4 separate regions of the Homo sapiens genome follow, and all the other regions are linked to region 3. Evidence: chromatin loops called from intact Hi-C (ENCODE). Cell type or tissue: IMR-90. All regions are shown on one strand. Region 1 has its middle 84 kb from the start of MIR551B. Region 2 has its middle 210 kb from the start of MIR551B. Region 3 has its middle 150 kb from the start of GOLIM4. Region 4 has its middle 130 kb from the start of MIR551B.

Evidence for each region. Peaks named below come from ENCODE experiments on the same cell type or tissue, not always from the same donor. Only the 100,000 strongest peaks of a DNase experiment are listed, where the experiment ranks them.
Region 1: it touches region 3 in a loop (5-fold over the local background); 6 of 110 quality-filtered maps call a loop at or near these places.
Region 2: it touches region 3 in a loop (4-fold over the local background); 2 of 110 quality-filtered maps call a loop at or near these places.
Region 4: it touches region 3 in a loop (5-fold over the local background); 4 of 110 quality-filtered maps call a loop at or near these places.

Annotation. Positions count from the first base shown.
Region 1 is chr3:168,466,395-168,468,894 of GRCh38, reverse strand. It overlaps the pseudogene EGFEM1P. Among named protein-coding and RNA genes, the nearest start is that of MIR551B, 84 kb to the left of the region's middle. In IMR-90, a CTCF peak has its summit at 1,377 (motif pointing right); no DNase peak of the experiment used is centred here.
Region 2 is chr3:168,340,618-168,343,117 of GRCh38, reverse strand. It overlaps the pseudogene EGFEM1P. Among named protein-coding and RNA genes, the nearest start is that of MIR551B, 210 kb to the left of the region's middle. In IMR-90, no CTCF peak of the experiment used is centred here; a DNase peak (open chromatin) is centred at 1,457; H3K27ac peaks cover 550 bases.
Region 3 is chr3:168,248,765-168,251,264 of GRCh38, reverse strand. It overlaps the pseudogene EGFEM1P. Among named protein-coding and RNA genes, the nearest start is that of GOLIM4, 150 kb to the right of the region's middle. RefSeq lists silencers at 865-1,194, 1,865-1,954 and an enhancer at 1,325-1,524. In IMR-90, a CTCF peak has its summit at 1,275; a DNase peak (open chromatin) is centred at 1,394; H3K4me3 peaks cover 2,168 bases; H3K27ac peaks cover 1,053 bases; H3K27me3 peaks cover 192 bases.
Region 4 is chr3:168,423,322-168,425,821 of GRCh38, reverse strand. It overlaps the pseudogene EGFEM1P. Among named protein-coding and RNA genes, the nearest start is that of MIR551B, 130 kb to the left of the region's middle. In IMR-90, no CTCF peak of the experiment used is centred here; a DNase peak (open chromatin) is centred at 1,281; H3K27ac peaks cover 599 bases.

The DNA of each region.
Region 1 (2,500 bases), 220 kb before region 3:
AAACAACACAGAGTTAATAATGTTCTAATTTAAGTAGGGGAAAATGAGATTCAATCTCATCCGTTACTTTTTAGGAGTTTTGAGCTTGTTTATTGACTGCTATAAATTCTGACTGGAATCCTTACAGATGTAATCATCATGCGACTAATAGAAGCATCAGGTTTTCTTCAGAATGAGAATTTTTCATTTAAAATAAAACTTTATCAAGTCAGTGGTGTTCAAGCCACTAATAAGCTAGTTTGGCAAACAGCTATATTACTCATTTACAATATATTACGGTAAATAAGCTCCAATATAGACTTCTTAAAACTATTTTATTTTTAATAATACACATTCAATATAGAAAATTTTTAAAACATAGAAAATTGTTTAAAAAGCAAATCTCATCACCCAGTGATAATCACTGTTCACATATGACCATTGAAGAGAGCAATTTAAATTGTTTCATTTTGAATAACATCATTTTGGGGATGGTAAGCAGTTTTTGAGTCTAGAAATTTCCCTTAAGGGAATTTTCCTTCTACAAAGGGCCACTTTTGCAAATCTTTTAGTTAATCAGGCATTTGGCTGGTACTTTTACTGGGAAAACTTGCTTCAGATTGAGGTGTTAGTGGTTTTTTGCAGTGTTATAAATTGGCTCTTTTGGTAGGATTGTCATTTACAGAGTTAGAAAATATTTTGTTCCTCAAATCCACATTTGGATTACCCTATGATAAAATTCATTTTTATTCTTCAGTGCATGCTGTGCTATCATATAAGCATTTGGTCACTAAAAAATTAAGAATTCACTCATGGCAGAAGGACATGTCACCCTAATCAAACCTTAACTTTATAATCCAGGGGATCACAACCTGGATGGGGCTGCATCCACAGTAAAATATTTAAAACTGAATGATGTAGGCTTTGCAAAGAGTAGCATAAATATTATAATTATGGAGGTTATGGGAATCCATGCATTTTCCTTATGAGAGAAAATATCCTATGCAGGAGATAAATGTTTCCACCATCCTGCATCCTGGATCAGGATATTCATGGGCGCTGGACTTCAGGCACATAAATGTCTTCCTCCTCTCTCTGTAACTGTAGTACATTTGGGTTCAGACTTTAGATATGAACCTTTCTAGAAACTGTTTCTGGAAGTTGAACTAGTTTAGTATATGGGGACCTCGTGAGAAAGCAGATATGAGGTAATATTTAGGCTTTAAATACAAGGAGCCGCCATTGATAGAAACAAATTTGTGCTGTAGTTCTACTATTCCCAGGCCTTATTAAAATCTGGAATGATTATGTTGTGGGTATTGGTGAGAGTCGGGACCCAACTCCAAGACTAGAGGAGCAGAACTGGTAACAATAACCAGTAGATGGCAGCGAGTCTCTGAAGACTGGAGAACTCACAAGGTCCATCAACAGTGAGGTCAAGACACAATGTCCACAACAAAGGCCAAAGAAGAACCTGTTACAGAGCGTGGGTAGACTGCCCTATGAGAAACTCTTAAAGATAACTCAGAGACCTTTAAGGGCCCTTCTGGCAGGTTGGCTGGTGTGTAGAAATAACATATAATCACATTATAAAGACCTAGGCAAGTGAGGCTGATGGCATATGAGAATGCATGTATAAATGTGTCGTATTTACTTTCAGTTTTACATTCTGCTTTTTCTTTTCACGCCATAAGATTAGTTTCTATATGTGTAACTGAATTGTCATTGAATATATAATTGTCATATATATATAAATATACAATGTCACATTTGATACATATATACATCAATATCATATACATGTTGAGCATCTCTAATTCAAAAATCCAAAATGTCCCCAAATCCAAACCTTTATGAGCACTGACCTTGTGCCACAAGTAAAAAATTCCACACCTGATCTCATGTGATGTGTCTCATTGAAAACACAGGTGCACAACACACAGTTTATTCAGTGTCCCCAAGGGGGTTACAATACAGTGTACAGTAACCTTTTAATCAAAACACATCATTGCAGATGAAGACTGAAAGGCTACCCTTGTTTGCCATCACTGTTGTTTAACAGCTGATAAGGTATTTTGGTGATGCTACTGTGCTGCTTAGTTACCCTGAACACATTATTTTTTCACTTGTATTAATGGTATGCTATATGTTTTACTGTTAAATATTTAATGGGTTAATAAGTGTAAGAAAATGATTGCTTATCTGAAGATGAATTAAGAATCATGAATTACAGTGATGCCAAAAAACCTGGGTGGCCGAGACAGTGACGTTGCTTTCTGTTGGTTAACTGTATACAAATTTTGTTTCATGCACACATTTTTTGAAATATCACATAAAATTGCCTTCAGCTATGTGTATAAAATATATAGGAAACATAAATAATTTTTGTGTTTAGATTTGGTTTCTATCCCCAAGGTACCTCATTATGTATATACAAATATTTCAAAATCCAAAAAATCTGAAATCAGAGGCATTTCTGGCCCCAAGCATTCTGGATAAGAGATACTCAACCTATATATGA
Region 2 (2,500 bases), 92 kb before region 3:
CAGAGAAAATATTTGATTTCTGCTACCCGTGTTTTATTTTGCATCATACTTTTAAAAACAGGCAAATCTTTAACTATTCTTTAGATATATTAGTCAACATAATGCAGGACAAATTCCCTGAACATTTTGGTAACTCTAATCTTCGTGCAAAGAGAGCTATAATTCAGTCAGCTAATGTTATCACACTCAAAAAAAAAAAACCCACAAAATGTATTTATTGAATCACACAAAGAAATTAAGAAAATGATTACCAATTATCTTGGCAAGAATTCCTTAATTAATTGCCAGCACTAATACCATGTTATCTTCCCCATTATTAAAACAATGTGACTTCTATTAAAAACTATTCATTAAAGATTCATTCCTTTCTTATTGCATCCTGCTGTTTCATATCTTATGTTGCTAAAGGGCTGCTTCCTACAGGATGAAGTACTGCTGTGCAGAGAAGCAGCTCCAACTATAGAATTTATGTTGAGAGATGTTATGCTTCTGAATGTTCTCTCTAAAATATCATAAAGATATTATTTGTAAAAGCAAACAAAGCTGATGTATAAAGGTCAGGAGTGTCTGTGTGGTTACACACCCACTTAAACACTAAGATGTTAGTATTTCCTGCAAGTATTCCATTCTCTTGAGGATACTAAGCACTAAGCACAGGAACTGCCATTTTTATGGAACAGTAAGGTGAAAACACCAAGAGCTCGTTAGAATGAGAAACCTGTACCTTCCAAAAGTAACTTGCATATTTCCTCTCAGACTTATAGCAGTGATTCTCAGTGAGGAGAATTTTGCACCCTCTCCCCCAGTGGACTTCTGGCAATATCTAGAGACATTTTTAGTCTTCACAATGGAGAGGGAGTGCTCTAGCATTCCACACACAGAGGCTAGAAATTCTGCTGACCATAATGCAAAGGACAGCCCCCGCCCTTCCCCAACAGAGAATTATCTGGTTCAAAATGTCAATAGTGCTGCTGTTGAGTAAACCTGATTTACAGGGAAAATATTTGATTTCTGCTACCAGTCACCACTGTTGCTTTTAGCAAACTCAGTCACAGCTGCAAAAGTACTTAAGTTGATACTTAGGTAACACTGCTAAAATAATTAGAACCTAGGGATTCTCTTCTACATTTCTCCCCATAAATGAGCTGAATAAAGAGTGGAGTAATTAGCTAACCAAAGATTTATATAATTGCCACTAAATGCCCCCACTCTCAACCTCTCCCCAAACCCACCTCTAATGCTAAGAATGGCCAACATTTTGAGTTAGAAAAGAGAAAAATCCTATATGTCTGACATATTTGAATTGAAGCCAAGGAGACAAAACCAAACCTTAGTCTGCAACTTCCCTTGGGAAATCTTTGTTCATTTTAATACTTGTTCAGTCAGCTGTCTGACTCAATGACAAGGTTTTTATCTCTAATGTGAGTGGCTTTGAAGGCTACTTGCATTATCCATTCCTCAGCAACTGCTGCTGAAACCGCAACATTGCAAACTGATAATTAAATCCAGCTGCCTCTACTATGAATTCAATCATATCAACATTAGCAGCATTCTTAGGGGTTGTTGGTGGATTTCTTTTTCCATTTCTAGACAACATAATTAACTTCACTAGCCTTCTTAAACAAAACTCAGAGCTAAAGAATACTATGAATTAAACTACTATAAATACTTTTCATGCAAAGGAATGCAGTTGGATCATTAGGATGTTGAATCAGTGCCAATGCATTGCTTGTGTTTAGCCATTTGACCTAATACACTTCAATATTACACTCAACATTTAGTAGAGTTTCAAATTTCACTTGCAAAAGCTCATGTTAACTGACAATTTATCACTCATGAAAAATTAACTCCAGCGCCTGTAAACAAGATGTAAGCCAACTCGTCAAACATTGAAATGTACCCACTAAAAAATACCAAAGTGCTTTCATAGTGTTTGGATTAAGAATGCAAAGGAAATATGTCCTAATCCACTATAAGATAATCTGTCACAGTTCAAATATTTCTAAATTATCTGATTTTTAAATTACAATGTCACCCATAGAAATACTTAGCTCAAAATACACTTTAAGCCACTTAATTCGTATGACATTAATAGCAAGAAAAATTTTCTTAATAACATGTTTACTTGCACAGGTCTAACAGTTGTTTTACAGAACAAAAGTTTTAAAACAAATACTACAAGTATTGTTTATTCAACAGCCAGTGACTATATTAATTTTACATTGCTGTTGTAGCAAATCACCACAAACTTAGTGGCTTAAAATAACAAAAGTATATTATCTTATAGCTCTTTAGGTAAGAAATCCTAAATGGGTCTCACTGAGCTAAAATCAACCTGTCTGCAGGGAAGGCAGAGTTTCCTTATGGAGGCTCTAAAGGAGAATTTGTTTTTCAGTTGTTTTTTTCCCAGCTTCTATTGCTTGCCTGTGTTCTTTGGTGCCAGTTATTCTCTTCCTTCATCTTCAAAGTCAGCAACACAACATCTTCCTATCACCCTCTT
Region 3 (2,500 bases):
ACCCAGAAACGTGGCATTTTTGCCAAATACATATCTACAAACTATGTAGGCAAGAAGTTCTGAGATGCCACTGACACCCTGGCCATGTGTCAAGATTGAATCTCACATGAAAGAAATGAAATATGGAAATGTAATTTGAACCCTGAAATCGAATTTTTCTTACAGGAAAAAGTAAAGCCTCAGAGATCTATGGATGGCTTTGTGTACTTATCTAAGCCATTTTTCTATAATAAAGTATTCACATTTCAGAAAGGCAAAGGTGAAGCAGAGTAGGAGCAAAATGGCAAAAATGTTTACATGTTCAAAATATTCTGGTGTCTATTCATAACCGCCCAGGAGCAGAAATCGAAAAGCAGAATTAGATCTGTTTTCTCTCTCAGGTGGTTCGATGATGATTCCGCTGAGGCTACAGAATTCAGGTGAAACTTCTCCAGCCAGTCAAGAGGACTAGGCAATTTGTAAAGACTTAGACTTCCCGTGAGCTCCTCGCTAATGGTTGACACGGTGACAAGAATTATCTCCTAGCTTTCATGATTTCTAATCCGGAATGAAACCATGCCCATCCTGAGACGATGCGTTTGAGTCACCTTCCTACTAACTCTTCAGTTCTCTAATAAGGGGACTAGCAGCTAAGTGGCCGAGCACTCAATCCTTCATATACTCATCTCCCCAGCTCCTCACTTCGGCAGACGAGCCAGGATTTGCCTCTGGTCAAACCTGTGGAATAAACCACTCCGTCCGACTCGGCGATACTTCCCCCAAAAAAAGAAAGAATACATGTGCACGAACTCATTGGTCTCTACAAAGAAAAAAATGTCAAACTCGGTGTTCGACAGGATTTCATTCACAACCCTGTCACAAAGTGGTAGTCATTAGCCAATTACTCTTAAAACAGAAAAATAACGAAAACACACACATACCACGCGCGCACACACCCAAACCTGGGGGCGGGGGACAAAAATCTGTCAGGCGCTGAGGAAGTACCGGGTGGAGAGCACACCCGCCCCGGTCGCGGTCTCCGCTCCCGGGCTGGCGCTCCCCAAGGACTAGCTGGGGACTGCGTTCCGCCGCGCTCCGCCCGGGACAGCCCGCAGCCCCCGCAGGTGTCTGTCCCCACCTCCTGCCCCCCATCCCTTCCCGGGCTCGGGCCGCGGTGTCCGCACCAGGTCCGAGGTGGGGCGGGGCATACTGTTGTCTGCTCTCTCCAAGCGTTCCGGAGCGCGCGGGCGCCACTTACATGCCCAGCCGGAGCTGTAGGGCGCTTCCTGGCGGCCAGCCGGCAACCGCCCAGGCAGAAGCACCAGAGCCACAGTCGCGAGGACATCTCGGCGAGGCTGATCCGCCCTGGCCGCCGCCCGGGCTGCGCGCGGTGCGCCGTTCCGGCTCCGCAAGTCCGAACCCGGCGCAGAAGTTGGGCTTGTCGGGCAGAAGTTGGTGCAGGGCTCGTGAGGCTGGCGCGGCGCGTCTGTCTGCGGAGGGAACGGCAGCAGCTTGGCCCCAACAGGCGTCACAGGCGTCTGGGAGCGCGAGGAGCGGCCGGGCGAGCCCCAGAGGCTCGGTGGCCGCTGAGCTGCATGCCCCTGCTCCGCCGGGAGCAACTGAAACCGAGTGAGCCCAGTGGCCCAGCAGCCCCCGCAGCCCCGGTGCCATGGAAACGCGCTCGCCGCCCTCCCGCCCCAGCCCCTCCGGAGCGCTTAAAGAGACAGCCCCGCCGCCACCACGGGCTTGAGGCGCTGCTGGGCGTCCCCCACGCCCTGCGCCCTCCTCGACCCCTCCTCTTCACCCAGCCGCGGCGGGGGCTGGGCGCTGGGGGCTGGAAGGGCAGCTGGGACGCAAAATAAGGGGCTTCGCTCAGTACTCAGCCTAACTCTGCTCCCACCTCTTCCTACCCGCCCCCCTCCCAGCATACACACTCAAATCCCGCCAAAGAGCCCAAGCAGTCCTGGCTTTTCCTCTCAAACATCAGCCTGCTCAGAACCAAACCAGTTGTGCACGAGCAGAGACCAAAAGAAGGCTGACTTTTGATTCTCTTGTTCTGCTTGGTCCCCACCCCGAGTCTGGGGAGTCGGTTAGAGCACTAGGCTGAGGGAGGTGTGTTTGAAGTGGGAACCAATTGTCAGTTGATTGAGTCAAATCTGCCAAATCGACAGTTGCAGGACATATCGCCGGCTCATCCAGAAATCCTCCTCACTCAAAACGGGGTCATCTCTCTTCGTTTTATTTGGCTATCATCTCACCCCCTTTAGGCACCAGAGTTATAAGGAGGAGCCAACGCTTTTACAAACTTAATCCCTCCTTTCCTTCAAACCAGCTCCTTTCCCCCAAATATAAGGAGGAACAGCCAGTCGCGAGCACCATGGCCCCTCCAGAGACGAACAGCGTCCGCTCCTGCTCGGAGCGGGAAGCTCTCTGGCTGCGGTGCTGGCCAGCGCAGCCTGGGACGCACGGCCAAGCGCGATGCAGTCGCCAGCAGCTCAGGCCGTAGGCTGTGCCTCTGCCC
Region 4 (2,500 bases), 170 kb before region 3:
TGTTTTCTTCTGAACAGGCTTTCTCAATTTTTACATTATGGATAGGATAGAATTTTCCAAATCTTTAAGGTTTAATTTTCTTTTGCTTAACAATTCCTTCTTCAATACACCTCTCTTATTTTGCATTTTACTATAAGCAGTAAGGAGGGCCCAAGCCACACTTTCAATACTTTGCTTAGAAATCTCCTCTGATAAATATTCAATTTCATCACTGGCAAGTTCCACCTTTCAAAAAAACCACTAGAACAAAGCTCAGCCAAGTTCTTTGCCACCTTTATCACAAGGATTGCCTTTCTTCCAGGTTCCAATAAGTTTTTTTCTATCTGAGATCTCACTAGAATGGCCTGTAAGGTCCATATTTCTATCATTTGTTCATGATTATTTGTGTATTCTCTAAGAACATGGAAGCTTCTCTCCATATTTCCTTTTTTTCCTTGATGTTTCACCAGAATCACCTTTAACATCCGTATTTCCAGAGTGTACCTCAAAACTCTTCTAGCCTACCATTACCCAGATCCAAAGCTGCTTTCATATTTTTAGGTATTTGTTACAGCAGCAACCCTGCTTTTTGGTGCCAAAATCTGTCTTAGTTTGGGCTGTCATAACAAAATACCATAGCTCGAGTGGCCTACACAACAGAAATTTATTTATTTTCTCACCGTTCTGGAGGCTGGAATTGCAAGATCGGAATGGCAGCATGGTTGGATTTTGAATGTGAGGGCTGTCTTCTAGGCTTGCAGGCAACCACTTTCTTGCTGCATCCTCACATGGCCTTTTCTCAGTGTGCACAGGTGTGGAGAAAGAGACAGAGAAAGAGAACGCTTTTTGTCTTCTTATAAAGGCCACCAATTGCATTGGATTAGAATGAACCTTTATGAGCTCATTTAAACTTATCTCCTAAAATCCCTACCTTCAAAAACAGACACATTGGAGCTTAGGAATTCAATGTATGAATTTGAAGAAGGGAGACAATTCAGTCCACAGAACCAAGGAATCTGCATTTTCTGCCAGCATCCAAGATTAGTCTAAGGTATGTGGTTTAAGGACTTGGCTTTGAGAGGCCCTGCTTCAGAACACATTCCCATGCATCCTTCCTAAAATGAATACAGACTGAATTGTAATTGAATGTAGTTCTAAAATACACAATACAATACCATATAAATAACTACTACTGCATGTCAGGGCTGGTAAGAATATTATGCATTACAAGCCGTCATACATATGAGAAAACTGAAGCCTGTGATGCTGAGTAACTAAAGAATGTTTTCCTTGAGTAGATATTTAGATAACCTTTGAGAAGCATTGAGATGTGGTAAAATTTTTTTAAAGTTACTAAATAAGACAAACATACTTCCAAACATTTACTTAAGGAAACATGAGATAAAGTTCAGTAGAAACTGTTGCTAACTAAATGCAAATAGTTGGTTAGTGTGTACAGCAATTATCTCTTACTCAAAGAATTACATATCAAATCCTGCATACATCATTTCATTTGTGAAGGAAAACAAATTCTCTTAAATCCACCACCAAGTTATCCAACACAAATTGTCCAAACATTTTGCCAGTGGGCTAAAAGCCAGCTGACACACTTCCACTCACACCATCCAACCATCCACATTACTCTGTACAACGTGCTGGGCCATTATCACAAATGTTTGTGTCATCTATTAACGATATTATCATATGTTATCTTCTTCCCTCTGAACGTATTACCAAGTCAACCATTTAAAATATGAATAGATCTTCTGTGTTTTCTGTTGTTTGTTTTCCAGAAGAAAAACAACATTGTGAATTGTGTCTTGGTAGCCTTCAAAACTAAGCAGAATTGCAGGAGGAATGCTATTTGCCACTGAGCAGCCCAGCCATGATTGGATTCAATGGGTGATGAAGGGTACTTTGAAGCACTTAGCTTGCCTCCATAATGTGAAATCTATGGAAACCTCTGGAAATAAGTATATTTCTATGTAAAGATATATATTTTTTGAAATTTCCATCTAGCTCAAACTGGGCCAAAGATAGTGTTTTTGATTTGCAACAAAAGATAATTTCTGTGGGGGAAAAATTTTCTAGTTCTATGGATTCTTGAAGAAAAAGGAAACTTGAACTGAGGAGTGCCGAGAATGAAGAGAGGATCATCTAAATTAATTTACCATTAACTATGAGAGCATGCTTCTCAAAGCGTTACACATATATATCTTTATTATAAATAACTGGAGATGCTTTTGAAAAAAACACAAATTTCAGGACCTTTATTTTCAGGATTTAGATTTCAGAATGCTTCACCAAACTCCAAAATCTCAAAAATCAGAGCCTGGACTGAACATTTTCTAAATAGCCCTCCAACTGACTTTTATGCACATGAGAGCTTTACCCAACTGTTGAGGGGATTGAGGGGCATAGAATGAAAGGAATATAAATTAACATCTTATTTTATCATATCATCCATGATTCTGTAGCCCAAGAAAACCCGAGAGAAGTCAATGTAATGCATGAACTCCTA